2 separate regions of the Homo sapiens genome follow, and region 2 is linked to region 1. Evidence: chromatin loops called from intact Hi-C (ENCODE). Cell type or tissue: heart right ventricle. All regions are shown on one strand. Each heading gives the region's core, and the rest is flanking DNA. Links, peaks and the distances in the headings are about the cores only.

Evidence for each region. Hi-C counts contacts between places; a loop is a spot of excess contacts. Peaks named below come from ENCODE experiments on the same cell type or tissue, not always from the same donor. Only the 100,000 strongest peaks of a DNase experiment are listed, where the experiment ranks them.
Region 2: a loop joins it to region 1, with 2.3 times the contacts of the local background. A loop is called at or near these places in 24 of 110 quality-filtered maps.

The regions. Positions count from the first base shown.
Region 1 is chr14:24,088,754-24,095,357 of GRCh38, forward strand. All of the region lies in intron 1 of NRL (neural retina leucine zipper), which reads right to left. It overlaps PCK2 (phosphoenolpyruvate carboxykinase 2, mitochondrial), which reads left to right and starts at 5,558. Exons shown (of 10, transcript NM_004563.4): 1 at 5,558-5,681. The coding sequence starts at 5,653. RefSeq lists enhancers at 247-746, 1,662-1,711, 5,581-6,230, 5,884-5,953 and a silencer at 5,324-5,573. In heart right ventricle, for the core only: CTCF peaks have their summits at 1,961 (motif pointing left) and 2,161; a DNase peak (open chromatin) is centred at 1,948; H3K4me3 peaks cover 46 bases; H3K27ac peaks cover 473 bases.
Region 2 is chr14:23,984,719-23,992,926 of GRCh38, forward strand. It overlaps DHRS4L2 (dehydrogenase/reductase 4 like 2), which reads left to right and starts at 4,211. Exons shown (of 8, transcript NM_198083.4): 1 at 4,211-4,357; 2 at 5,464-5,641. The coding sequence starts at 4,230. RefSeq lists an enhancer at 3,747-3,806 and a silencer at 3,977-4,226. In heart right ventricle, for the core only: a CTCF peak has its summit at 4,073; DNase peaks (open chromatin) are centred at 2,213, 4,093 and 5,581; H3K4me3 peaks cover 1,331 bases; H3K27ac peaks cover 2,484 bases.

The sequences.
Region 1 (6,604 bases), core at 1-5,000:
TCCTGGCTCAGCCTATCAAGTAGCAGACATGCACCACCATGCCTGGCTAATTTTTTTTTTTTTTTTTTTTTTCACAGAGTCTTGCTCTGTCCCCCAGGCTGGAGGGCAGTGGCGCGATCTTGGCTGACGGCAAGCTCCGCCTCCCAGGTTCATGCCATTCTCCTGCCTCAGACTCCGGCTGGAACTACAGGCACCCGCCACCATGCCTGGCTAATTTTTTTTTTGTATTTTTAGTAGAGATGGGGTTTCACTGGGTTAGCCAAGATGGTCTCGATCTCCTGACCTCGTGATCCGCCCGCCTCGGCCTCCCAAAGTGCTGGGATTACAGGCGTGAGCCACTGCGCCTGGCCTAATTTTTGTATTTTTAGTAGAGACAGGGTTTCATGTTGGCCAGGCTGGTCTTGAACTCCTGACCTCAAATGATCCACCCGCCTCAGCCTCCCAAAGCGCTGGGGTTATAGGCATGAGCCACTGCGCCGACCCTGAGTTATACATTTTAATCTTTTTTTTTTGAGACAGGGTCTCGCTCTGTTACCCAGGCTGGAGTGCAGTGGTGCAATCATAGCTCACTGCAGCCTTGAACTCCTGGGCTCAAGCTATCTCCCACTTTAGTCTCCCAAGCAGTTGGGACTACAGGTGCACACCACCATGCCTGGCTACTTTTTTATTTTTTGTAGAGAAGAAGTCTCACTATGTTGTTCAGGCTGGTCTTAAACTCCTGGGCTCAAGTGATCCTCCAGCCTCTGCCTCCCAAAGTGCTGGGATTACAAGGCATGAGCCACCACACCCAGCCCATTTTAAATATTTAAACACAAGGTTTGAGGGCCTCTATTTGTACTCCTGCCGCAGGTCCTACATATGTTAGAGATGTGTCTACATAAAAACAAACCATTTAAACAGAGATGAATGTGCTAAGAAGAAGAAGGGCAGGGTGCTATGAAATTTTCTTCCACGAAGACATACTCTAATACAAAGCCAGAGGGGATGCATCACAGGGACAGGTTGCCTAAGAAAGTCATGCTAAACCAAGACTGGTCAGGTGAATAAGAAGTGACCCTGCCTGGAGGTGTGGACAGGGTGGGAATTCCAGGCGGCAGAAACAACATATGCAAAGGTTGTGAGGCAGGAAAGATGTAGACATGTTCACAAAACTGAGAAAAGATCCACGTAGCCAGAGAGTAGAAAGCCTGGAAGGTGGGAAGAACAGTGATAGCTGAGGCTGGAGAAGTCAGCAGGGGCCAGATCATGCAGAGCCTGGGAGGTCACATTAAGGGTTTGGGCTTTATTCTAAGAGCAGGGAGAAGCTACTGAAGGGTTTTCAGTAGAGACATGATGTGATCAGATTTGTGTTCGGAAGGATCACGTATGTCAGCACTTTGTGTTTGTGGAGGAAGGCAACAATGAAATAAGAGTCAGATTAGAGGACTAATGCCGTAACCAAGTTGAGCCTGAGGAATATTTGCAACTGGAAGCACACTCTGAGACAGAAACTTGTGTGCAGGTGGTTTACTCGGGGGGGGGGGGGGGGCACGGGGGGGGACTTTCAAAGAAAGAGTAGCAGGACCCAAGAGAGGGAACAGTTGAATGGCACTGCAGTTGTAATCAGCTGAGCCTAAAGAGCTCTGGGGCTGGGATGGACCTTCAGAGTTGTCCCAAACTGAGACAAAGGGCTAGGCCTCTGTACTTTATAACAACCATTCATTGGATACATACTGCCCCCAGGAAGCGGGCATTGCATTTGGTGAGACAGCTCCCTTTGGCCACAGATAGTGCTCAAGGAAGTACTCAGCTGTGAGCTATCAGCAGCCAACACTCAGCAGCTGGAACAATGAGCATCATGATCCTGAAGCGGGAATCTGGGCTACACACCACAGCATCACTACTCGGGCTGTGAGACTTCAGGGATGAACCCAGAGGCCCCAGAGAGGACAATGCAGATCACACTCTGCCCCCTGGTGGTACTCCTTGGACATAGGGCCAGCTGGTGGGCCAGGCTCTCCCGGCAGGGAACTAAAGAAAAGTGTGTGGCAGATAAGGGGAAATGAGCAGTGCAAGGAAATCTGCACGTGAGCCCCTTGCTCCATCTGCCTAAAGCTAGAGAAGAAAGTAATGGTGGGGAAGAAGAATTCAGAAACGTGGCACTCATTCATTCTTTTATTCAACCAACTTTTATTAAGTGCCTGTTATAGGCCAGGTACTGCTGGGAACTAGGAGAAAAACAAGACTGAAATCATCACTCTAGTGAGGATTACAGAGATATAAAAGTAACTACAGTATAGTAAAGTACAAAAATATAGGCATATACATGGGATAGAAGCAACACAGATGAAATAGATGTTCATTCTAAGGGACGAACAGAAAAGGCCTGTGTGTGTGTGTGTGTGTGTGTGTGTGTGTGTGTGTGTGTGTGTGTTAGAGACAGAGTCTCACTGTGTTGCCCAGGCTGGAGTGCAGTGGTGCGATCTCGGCTCACTGCAACCTCCGCCTCCCGGGTTCAAGCGATTCTCCTGCCTCAGCCTCCTGAGTAGCTGGGACTACCGGCGTGCGCCACCACACCAAGCTAATTTTTGTATTTTTAGTAGAGACGGGGTTTCACCATGTTGGCCAGGATGGTGTGTGTTTAATTTGAGTGCAGATGCCCAGAAAAAGTTCACAGAAGTGCTCTGGAAACTTCAGAGTTCAGTACGTAGGAGAAAAGGAGGCAAGTGGGGATGTGGGGGTGACAACATTAGATAAATAGGAGTCAGATTATGAAGGACATAAGATATCATGTGATGGAAAGAGCCTGGAAGAGATTTTAAGCTTAAGAGTGATATGATCTAATTTTTAATGGTAAATCAAGGGGACAGTATAGGATTTATAGGGAGAGGGGGACTTGGTAATTAGAGTCAGAAAGATATGGATTCAGATTCCATTTCTCCTGCTAACCATTTGTGTGACTTTGAGCAAATGACTCTTTTTTTTTTCAATATACACAAAGCAATTTTATTTGTATGTACTTGTGGTAAACAATTAGAACATTTCATTCATAATAGGATAAAAGTATAAAATATTCATGAATAATTTTTTTTCAGAACAGGAATGGAAGTTTATTAAAAAGCTTTAGAGCAGGAATGAAAGAAAGGAAAGTACACTTGGAAGAGGCCCAAGCAGGCATCTTGGAGGTCAAGTGCGGCATTTGACCTTTGATTTAGGGTGTTATATGTTGGCATACTTCTGGGGTCCTGCCTCCCTTTTTCCTTGATTCTTCCCTTAGGGTGACCGAGCAAATGACTCTTTAAGCCCGTGTCCACATATGTAAAATATAGTTGTGAAACAGAATGAGATTATGCATGCAGAGTTGCTGACACAGAGCCTGGCACCTACTGTCCATAGCATAAACATTATTCTTCTCTCTTAACTTTCCAAGTGGATTTGCATGCACAGTGTGGGGAGTGGCTTGGTAGGGAGAGGGGTTGGTGTTTGGAGAGGCAGGAGTCCAAGAAGTGCCTTAGAAGCTATCACCTGAAGCCAGGTGAGAGATAAGCCCTGAACTAAGGCCCTGGCCATGGGGATAGTTGCAGACTTGAGGGCTAATTGAGAAGTACAATTCCAAAGGTCCTGGCATCTGATTAGCTATGCAGGATAAGAATAGTCTAGACTGATTCCCTTTGGGGCAACTGGCCAGATGATGGTGCCATTTGCTGAGGTAGGAAACCATGAGAGCAGGTGCAGGATTATGGAGAAGATGATGACCTTCAGGTCAACCATGCTGCCACCAGTGTGCACACCTTTAGGCCCAAAGGTTGGCCAAGAGGTATGTGTTTGCAGCTGGGTAAGTGTGGACAGAGTTTGGATCTATGAACTGGGGGGAAAGAGATCCAAATACATATACCTGAGGTTGAGTGTAGGCTAGAGCCTGAGGGGGAAGAGACGGGGACCAGTAGCAAGCCCGTGGCTGGAGACCAGCTCTCCTTATCCCACTATGTTCCAGCATAGAACTCCAAGAAATCTGAGAATCAAGACTGTTTCTGTTGCAAGTGGCAGAACTCCAATTAAAATTAGCTTGAGCAAGAGAAGAAATGCATCAATTCCTGTAACTGAAATCAGGAATCCATTGCTCGCCATCTCCCTGCTCTGCTTCCTCTAGGCTGGCTTCTGTCTCAGCCAGGTTCCTGCTTTGCAGTGCCAAGCTAACACTCAGCAGCTCCAGGCTTATATTCTACCAGCTCAGCAACTCAGCAGAAAGAGAGCTAACTTCCAAAGTTTTAGAAAAAGTCCCAGAGAGGGATCTCATGCCCATCCTTGAACATCCTTGATTGCTGTGGCCAGAGTGAGGAACACAAAAGTTGGCTAAGCTGCAAGCCTACCCCCAAGAGGGGTGACATCAGACCCACATGACAATACAGACTGAGGAGATGGTTCCCCAAAAGAAAATCAGGGTGCTATTACCAGAAAAGGCGAGTGGATGCTGAGCAGACACCCATCATAGATATGCTGAGTTTGAGGTGCTATATAGCATTGTGGGTGATATCCAGTGGTCTCAGGTTGGAGAGAGATGTCCCAATGGAGGTATAGCTTGAGAAATCACCTGAGGACTTTATGATGGTAGTTGGGTGGGCAGATGAGTTTCCTCATTGGATTGTGGAGAGAAAGAATGACCAGGCCGGGCGTGGTGGCTCACGCCTGTAAATTCCAGCACTTTGGGAGGCCAAGGCAGGCGGATCACGAGGTCAGGAGTTGGAGACCAGCTTGGCCAGCATGGAGAAACCCCGTCTTTACAAAAAATACAAAAAATCAGCCGAGTGTGGTGGCAGGCGCCTGTAATTCCAGCTACTCTGCAGGTTGAGACAGGAGAATTGCTTGAACCCGGGAGGCGGAGTGTGCAGTGAGCCGAGATCGCGCCACTGCACGCACTCCAGCCTGGGTGACAGAGTAAGACTCCGTCAGGGGAAGAGGGGATGTGCCGGGGGAGGAGAATGACCAGATCAGAGGACCAAGGAAGAGACCCAGGGGTAGAGAGACTCCACCATTTCATGGCAAGGCAGAAAGGAGCCTTGATCAGGAGGAGAAACGGGGATTTAGGAGTTGGGGACTAAGTGGACCTTAGCATTGGGCACTTGGACTACAGAAAGGCCCAGGACTCAGGGTGTCGCGTCCCCAGGAGGAGGAACTGGAAAGGCAATGCCCAACCCCCTAACTTCTAGACGTCTGGCCCCTGTAGTCTCCCGCCCCTGGCCTCGCCCCTCGTTCCTAGCTTGTTTGCCACCTAGTGTCTCTCCCGGGAGCAAGAGTCCTCAAAGTTACATCATGTGCGGCTGGGAGGGCGGTGGCGGATGGGGGGCGGGGCCTCGAAGTCGGGGGCCGAAGAGTGGACCCAGTCCTCCAATGGGAGAGATGGGTTTGGCGGTTTGGAGGCAGGGGTTGGGGCGGCGGCTGGGCTGACCTGGAGCCTGGAGCCCCGGGGCCGAGGGAGCTGGCCTGCCAGCGGGGCGGAGGAAAGCTAGTGCCAGCCCTACCAGGTTCCGCCCCCGCGCCTGCCCCCCTCCTTTTTAAGCGCCTCCCGCCAGCCTCTGCTGTGGCTCGCTTCGCCGCGCTCCCTCCTTCCCCGCCTTCCATACCTCCCCGGCTCCGCTCGGTTCCTGGCCACCCCGCAGCCCCTGCCCAGGTGCCATGGCCGCATTGTACCGCCCTGGCCTGCGGTGAGTGACCCCCGGCCCGGGGCCCACCCGCACCTTCCGCTGCGCTCGCCCCCTCGGGGCTGCCAGTGGCGCTCTCCTGCTCTCAGCCTCCGCCAGGTTTCCCATCCTAGGCGGAGGCGGGCAGGGGCGACTGCTGTGGGTCCAGCCTCCCGCGCCGCGCGTCTCTTGGGAGGGCAGCCGGCCGGTGCTCCTCGTTTCCGCCTGCACCTCCCCTTCTCTGCCTCGCTCGCCTCTGACCGCGCGATCTCTATCTGCCACTCTCAGAACTTCCTCTCTCTCCTCGCTCCTCTCTGCTGAGCCAGGTCTCCGCATATCCTCCTTTCCTTCCCAGATACCTCCCTCGGACCTCTAACGGGCTCTCAGCCAGCGCCCCAGGGTACTTCGAGAGGCAGCAGGGCCCTGGGGACAAGGGTACGTGAGCCCCGGGAGACTAAGCTCAGAGCCCCCTAAAGAAGGTGGAAGGTTAAATATCCATTCCCGGCCTCTCCCGGACTGGAAGGACTGGAACCTGGCGGGAAGTCCAGAGCAGCCCGAGGGACCTGGGCCCAGGGGAGGGAGGCAAGCAAGGTGGGAGGAGGGCGCCAAGTTGCCTTCGTTTCTTACATAGCTGGCTTCTTCCTCCGTCCAGGCCTGGAGCCCCCAGGCTCGTCCTGTTTGTCTGCCTGTCCTCTTAGTCTCCTATTTATTCTCTGAGGCCTCTCTTCTCAGCTTTTGTCCCAGAGTCGGAAGTGACCCACATCTGTCGCACAGCCCGTTCCACTTGGGCAGCCCTTGTGGGTGGTCTCTGAAGGAAACGTCCCACTTAGAGGGCTGCAAGAGGGTGTGGGGGCTTCACAAGAGATAACGTGAGCCAGGCTCCAGGGAGAGAGAGGCTGTCCTCAAGACTGTGTGCTTGAAAACTGATGCTCACGGAGAACTTCCCT
Region 2 (8,208 bases), core at 1,487-6,486, 100 kb before region 1:
ATCGCTTGAACCCGGGAGGCAGAGGTTGCAGTGAGCCAAGATTGTGCCACTGCACTCCAGCCTGATGACAGAGCAAGATGCCATCTCAAAAAAAAAAAAAAAAAAAAGAATTTAAAATGCCACAGTCCTTGGTGGACTGAACAAAAGAAGATTAACATGGTAATAAAGACAAATGAGTACATATGGAAGAAGGGGTCAGGGGGCTCATTTCTTCTAGGGAACAAGGGCCCTGAGCTTCTATACCCCTTCGTATTTACTGAGTAAAGGAGATAGGGAGAAAGGGGTGGTTGTCAGTAAGCTGCTTGACTTAGTGTAGGCTTGTATGACTGCATTCTTTGAACAGTAGTCTCCAGAGGTTCCAGTAGATAACCTCAAGGAGCACAGCACCAGGGAGTAATTGCCCTCAGCAAACCTCCTGGTGGCAGGTGCAGAAGCGAGTTTGCCCACATTTTGCAATCATGATAAACAGTTGGCTGTTTGATCATATAGCCTTCAGTGGAATGCTGAGTTGGTCACGACCCTCAGGCCTTTGGCTCCCTACATTAAAACACCCATTTCACCAGATTAAAAATATTCAATAAAATTTCTAAAAAGCACTTAACACTTGCCAGCACTTACTAAGGAAGTGCTCAATAAATGCTGTTAACACTCTTACTATTATTTCTCTGCTTGGCAGTTGTCCTAATCCCACACCAGCCCTTCCACATAGCCTAATCCTGACTTGTGTCAGTGATGCATGACTCAACAGTGAATCTGGGACAGCTATTGCAAAATGCAAGACTTAAAATCCATCCCAGATGAATTCTCTTCTGGACCGCAGGCAGCCCTTGAAAAGGATGAGAGTAGAGCCCTCAATCATGGAGGCATTTGTCCCTCAAGATAGGCAGATGTTACCACCTCCATACAAGAACAATCCCATTGCCTATTACAGTTCCCATTTCAGAGAGATACTCCCACATATGTATGTATTTCCCTGAAAGGTTTCTTGTTCCTCTTCTTTTTTTATTTTTTTGAGATGGAGTCGCTCCTTCTGTTGCCCAGGCTGGAGTGCAGTGGCATGATCTCAGCTCACTGCAACCTCTGCCTCCCAGGTTCAAGCAATTCTCCTGCCTCAGCCTCCTGAGTAGCTGGGATTACAGGCACATGCCACCAGGCATGTATTTTTAGTAGAGACAGGGTTTCACCATGTTGGTCAGGCTGGTCTTGAACTCTTGACCATGCCCAGCTAATTTTTGTATTTTTAGTAAAGACAGGATTTCACCATGTTAGCCAGGCTTGTCTCAAACTCCAGACCACACCCGGCTCATTTTTTTATTTTCAGTAGAGACGAGGTTTCATCATCTCAGCCAGCTGGTCTCAAACTCCTGACCTCAAGTGATCTGCCCACCTCAGCCTCCTAAAGTGCTGGGATTACAGGCATGAGCCACCATGCCCACCCCAAGATTTCCTGTTCTTATCTCCAATAAGCCAGCTTGATGAGGAGTAGCGCTAGAGATTCCCATACTTCTTGACTTCCTTCTATCCTTTTCTGCTCACAGGCCCCCTGTGAGAACACTGCATGTTCTCACTCATAGGTGGGAATTGAACAATGAGAACACTTGGACACAGGGTGGGGAACATCACACACTGGGGCCTGTCGTGGGGTGCAGGCATGGGGAAGGGATAGCATTAGGAGGAATACCGAATGTAAATGATGAGTTAACGGGTGCAGCACACCAACATGGCACATGTGTACATATGTAAAAAACCTGCACGTTGTACACGTGCACCCTAGAACTTAAAGTATAATAAAAAAAAAAAAAGAAAGAAAGAAAGAAAAAGAAATAGTGCTGGAGGCCAAATAGCAACCCTGCCCACACAAGGAAGGGCCATGTGTTGTTCACCAAGCTCCCAAGCCACAATTCTCTTTTCCCAGAATCCTTTGCTCTTTGAAGTGTGGTCTTCCTCACTTTCCTGGAACCCTCAGCCCCTCAGTGGGCCCGTCTACCTCTGAAGAGAAGAGGAAGAGAGATCAAATACCCCCCTGGAGGCTTGTCCCTTTGAACCAAGCCCTGAGAACCCCCGCAGCAGTCCTCCTGTGTACCCTCCCCCCAGCCCCACACAGATGGAGAGCCCTGGGAAGGGTTCCCACAGTGCATGAGCTCCAAACAGTGCAAGAGCACAAGGAGTGTGGCGCTTCCAGCCTCTGTCAATAATTCATGAGGCTCAGACTGAGGAGCACCAGTCAGAGTCAGCTTTGCCTGGACATGGGGAAAATTATACTGCAGCTCTCCTGTCTCATCGGGATGTGCTGAGTAGCAAAGCAGAGTGCTGCAGCTGTAACTTCTTGGCTGAGGAAAACACTAGAAATCCAGTGCAGGCCTGTTCTATTACTTGCTCGCCATACACCCCCTTTTGAATGTTGAAATCCTTGTTTTTTTTCTTTTTGTTGAGACAGAGTCTCCATCTGTCGCTCAGGTTGGAGTGCAGTGGCGTGATCTTGGCTCACTGCAAGCTCCGCATCCCGTGTTCATGCCATTCCCCTGCCTCAGCCTCCCGAGTAGCTGGGACTACAGGCAAGTACCACCACGCCCGGCTAATTTTTTGTATTTTTAGTAGGGACGAGTTTCACCGTGTTAGCCAGGATGGACTTGATCTCCTGACCCCGTGATCCGCCCGCCTCGGCCTCCCAAAGTGCTGGGATTACAGGGTGAGCCACCACGCCCAGCTGAATGTCCAAATCCTTTTTCAGCTGCTCAGCTGACCTGCACATATACTAAATGAATCTTGAGCAAACATGAATTCTATTCAAAAGTCATGCCTAGAACTGGATTTCACAAACCAGGATTCTTTCCCCTCTAATTGTAGGGACTGGCATAAGGCTGCCAAACTGGTGATTTCACCAATAACACATCTCTAAACCTACCCATCTGCTTTCATCATCTTTTCTGAAACAAAACACTAACACACACACACACAAAAAGAAGGAAAGGTATACTCCACAATAAAGGACTGTTAAATAAGCTTAGCTTTATGAAACTCACTGTAATTGTTTCCTTTTCTCATTTTGCTTTGAACTAGTGAAAACGCTGCCATGAACCAGCACTGCTTCTCAGTCTGGCTTTGGAGGCCAGTGGGTTAAACTAATTCAGATACTTACCTTTGGGTCTGTTGCGGCCTTTCTACACTGTACCATAAGCCATCCATATTTATTCATTCTCCCGGAAACCCAGGAGGGAGATCATTTCAGCCCACTTGGCAGAAGTGGAGACTGAAGTCTTGGACACAGAATTTATAGCTGGCAAGGACTTTATTCATCATCCATACCCTCAGTAATTTACAGATGAAGAGTCTGGCCCAGGGCACCAATAATAATCACTACATGGTGGCAGTAACTACTATGTGCTTAGTAGCTTACAGTTCATAAAGAGATTTTGCATTCAACAAATATTTATTGAACTAGGATGGAGGCTAAGACCTGGGGACAGAGTGGTTAGGGAGAACTTGAGTGCCCCGAGTTCTTTGCATTTCCACCACTGCTTGAGGGACTGTCCAGCCTCCTCGCTACCACTTAGCCCCTGTAAAGGAGGAAGTCCCTTTGGCGAGGGATATGAGATCCTGTTTTGCCAATGACCGTAGTCTGCCCTCCAAGGGCCCGTGAAGATGGAAGAGACCTTGGGCAGAGTGAAGGGCAGTGCCAGGCCTGGCGCAGCTACTGCCTATCACGTCTCTCTCCCAGGCTGCTCCAGCCTCACCTGGTGGACTCCATGGGGACCACAGGCCTCACCTCCATGGGCAGTCTCAAAACATTTGCCCTCCTGTGGGCTGTCACATACATAGACCCAGACTTTCTTGGAGAAGGAATTCTGAAGAAGCAAAAGCAACCAACTCAAAACCCCCACTTCCCCAAGAAGAAAACGTGGACAAGCAGATGCAGAAGGGCAGCAGCCAAAGTCTGCGGGTTCCTGCGGGGGCCAGGGGAGGGGCGAGCCCTACAGGCAACTTGAACGGAGAGCGCTTTGATCACTCACCAGCCCGGGAAGGCAAGCCCCAGTCAGGCGGAAGGTAGCTGGCTGCGGGGCGGGGCGACTGGCGGGCGGCGGGAGGCGCCAACCGCCACAGACGACTCCCAGCTGGCCGAGGGCGGGAAGGGGGCAGGCAGGGAAGCGGCCCGCCCTTCGTCCTGCCCCTTCGCCCTACTCTGTCACCTCCGCTGGAAGGAGTGGAACCCAGACTTGCTGGTCTGATCCATGCAGATGGCCAGGCTGCTAGGCCTCTGTGCCTGGGCACGGAAGTCGGTGCGGATGGCCAGCTCCAGGATGACCCGCCGGGACCCGCTCACAAATAAGGTGGCCCTGGTAACGGCCTCCACCGACGGGTGAGTGTTGGTGCCGGAGTTTCTGAGGCCCTGGCTGCCTGGAAACATGCACTGGTGTCTCGTCCTTTGCCTCCAGTGCCCCTGTCCTCAGACCTCACATACCGCCAAAGTCTGGCCATGGAAAAAAAGTAGCCACGTGGTCCGCCTGAAGCCCCTCCGAATACCCTGGCCCTCCCTTGCCAGCCCTTCTGTCCCTGCTGCCTCTGGCACAACTGTGCCACCTCTGTGCAGCCCCATCGATCTAGTCCCCCCAGTGTTCTGGGCTGCCCCAGTCAACCAGCCTTACCTAGCCTCTGGGAAGACCAGAAACTGGAAATGCAAGGGAATCTGGATTCAAAATCTTATAACAAGGCCTCCAGCTTTTTGAAAATGTACCATTCTATTTGGGCTCCAGAAAGTGTCCCGGAACCCCTCCCCCTTACCTAGATGGGACACCAGAGCCATGTGTCGAGACTTTTTTTTAGGTCGGTACATCTGGGCCTACCTTGCCCAGCCTGTTTCTCACCCACCTCTCTTGTCAGTCCTGGTTCTCATTTCTACAGGACTTTGCTAGATGCCAGCTCTTCACAAAACTAAAATACAAATGTAGATAAAATGCTAATGGCTGACAACTGCAGAATGTGTAACTCTTCTTCCCAAGGCAATATTTACGTTTTTGACCAGAGACCATCTTTTCACATGCACCCCAAAAAATAATTATGGAAAGAATTTTGAGAATGATGTAGACTAGTAAGAAAGAAACCTGGCGGCAGGACTGTTCTGAGTGAGACCTTCAAATCACGGAAGTGGCTGCTGCTGCACACCCAGCTCATTTCTCACCTCTCAGTCCCAACAGGAGATGAAGCCTGTCACCCGTGGTGGGAACTGTAGAAAGTGATGTCAGTTCTTGGGAACTAAGGCTGTGATCCAGGTCATAATAAAAATAAGTAAAGCAGTGCTAAAAATGGCCATGCCATTAAGCCTGTTTTACACATAGTAGGCACACGTAGGAGTTATATAGAGAAAGAGCCAGAATTCAAACCCGGGCAGTCTTAACTTCAGAGCCCATGCTGTCGACCTCTTCCCCTGCACAGGCCTTAGCAGTCTTTGTCTCTTTCTGCTCACAGGATCGGCTTCGCCATCGCCCGGCGTTTGGCCCAGGACAGGGCCCACGTGGTCGTCAGCAGCCGGAAGCAGCAGAATGTGGACCAGGCGGTGGCCACGCTGCAGGGGGAGGGGCTGAGCGTGACGGGCACTGTGTGCCATGTGGGGAAGGCGGAGGACCGGGAGCGGCTGGTGGCCATGGTGAGCTGCAGGGAAATGGGCACAGAGCCAGGAGGTGGAAAAGGAAGCCAGCCTGAGCCTCCTTCCCTGCTTTCCTAGACAGCAGCACATTTTTACTGTGTGCCTTTCTATTATGTCCATATACTAACGTCAGAGAATCATCCCATCTCAGTCAGAGAATTTTAAAACATTCTAATGCTTCAACCCTGCATCATCCCTTGAGTACCCCAAAGAAACAGCTGGTACTGGTTCTGCAGTAATTTTCAATCTAATTGAACAGATGTGAAGGGTAAATACAATCACAAAATAGATGTTCCCACCCATGAGCTAATAAACATTCCCCTCTTCTTCAGCTTATAGAGTCAAGTCCCTGGGAACCTCAGGAAGCAGCCCACCATGTTTCAGCCACTTACTATGTGCCATTTCCTGTGTTCAGAGCCTTACACAGGTTATCTCTAGACCTGACAACAACCCAAGCAAGGCAAGGACTATTCTCTCAGTCTGCAGACCCTGGCTCAGATAGCTGGAGCAACTTCCCAAGGTCCCACAGCCAGTAAGGAAAGACCCAGACCTCCCAAGCTCCCTTCCTTTATTGGCTGCCTGTGGACTACCAGGTACTGGACTTCAGTCTCAAAGAAAGTACATAAGTCAATGTCATAATTAGTAGTGGACAACAGCCTTGCAGCTGCTGAAGCAACTATGAAGCATTCACAAAGGAAGCTCCTCTTCCCTTGAGGCTCAGGGCACACACTTTATTTCCCAGAGTGGAAGGGAGAATCTACCCAAAAATGGAAAGTACAGGATTCTGCTAACAGATTGGAAGGTTGGCAGAAATAATTTGCATAATCTTCTTAGAAGAGGAGGATCTTAAGCAATAGTAGACAGAATAGGGTAATTCCATTTTTAAGGAACAGTCTGGCAGACACTCAAATGTGCATTGGAAAGAGCCAAATATGAGTCCAAGAAAGTCACAAATGTGAGTCCAAAAAAGCTTGGCTTAGACTGGTCGACAAAGCCCAAGATTGGGGCCTTGATCCTGATGGTGGAAGGAGCCGTTTGGGAGTCTGGATCAATTAGCACTAACCATACGACATGTAAGTAGCAATGTAATGTGAAAATCCTCCTAGAAAAACAACCTGTGCCCCCCACCAGGTTCACTTAACATGGCCTACAGGCCTGGCCCAGAAGTGGTACTTGAGCTAAACCTTAAGGAATGGATGGGAATGGACAGATGGAATAGTGACGAGGTTCCAGATAACTCTGCAAAATGAGCAGACAGCCAAGGAGGAACTGAAGGAAAGAGAGGAGCACTGTCAGTCCACAGTGGAGAGCACAGGCTCAGGAGTACTGCTGGGGAAGGGGCTGCATTGGAAAGATAGAGGCCATGGGCCTCCATATCTTTTTTTTTTTTTTTTGAGACAGAGTTTCATTCTTGTTGCCCAGGCTGAAGTGATATGGCACAATCTCAGCTCACTGCAACCTACGCCTCCAGGTTCAAGCAATTCTCATGCCTCAGCCTCCCGAGTAGCTAGGATTACAGGCATCCACCACCACGTCCAGCTAATTTTTGTATTTTTAGTAGAGACGGGGTTTCACCATGTTGGCCAGGCTGGTCTTGAACTCCTGACCTCAGGTGATCCACCCCCTCGGCCTCTCAAAGTGCTGGGATTACAGGCGTGAGCCACTGTGCCCGGCCATAGCTTCTTAAAAGGATACGTTAAGGACCTTAAAAGGATATGGCCTCTTAAAAGGATATGTTTACACATTCTTGCAGCAAATAAGAAGCCATGTGAGGTTTTGAGCAAGAGAAAGATGGTTATTAGGAAAGCTAATCTGGCTCTGGTAGGAAGGATATACAGAGGAGACACCGAATCCAGGGCATCAGTGAGGAAGCTGTTGCTGTCGTCCAGGTTTAGAGCAGTGGCGGCGGGACTGGAATAGATGTGCCCAAGAGACATTTAGTGGAAACGAACCAAGATTTTCCAACCCCATGTCAAAAAGTGGGAAATAGAGAAGTCAAAAATGACTCTCAGGTAGTTTGTATGACCATTGTCAGAGAAGAGAATGATAGAATACTTGTCAGCAATTTGAAATGTCTTCTGCCAGTTGCCACATGTTACCCTGCAATAAGAAAAGCCACTGCCCTGAGAATGGATACTACCCAGTGGCCTCCTCATCTGCACACCACGAAGCTTCTCACTGGTGTTGTAAGTGGAAACCAGAGTAGCTGCCTATCTGCTTGATTATATTTTTTCTTAAAAATGTATAACTATCAGAACACAGAACAAACAGCTCCTAACCGCTTTAGTGTAGTGATCACACAATTTAGAATAAGACTTAGAAGACTTTCTTTTATTTTTTTCCAGAGACAGTGCCTCATTCTGTTGCCCAGGCTGCAGTGCAGTGACATGATCATAGCTCACTGTAACCTCGAAGTCCTGAACTCAAGCAATCCTCCCACCTCAGCCTCCCAAGTGGCTAAAACTATAGGCATGCACCACCACACCAGTTCATTTTTTAAATTTTTTGTAGAGTTGGGGCTGTATTTCCCAGGCTGTTTTGAACTCCTGGCCTCAAGTGGTCCTCCC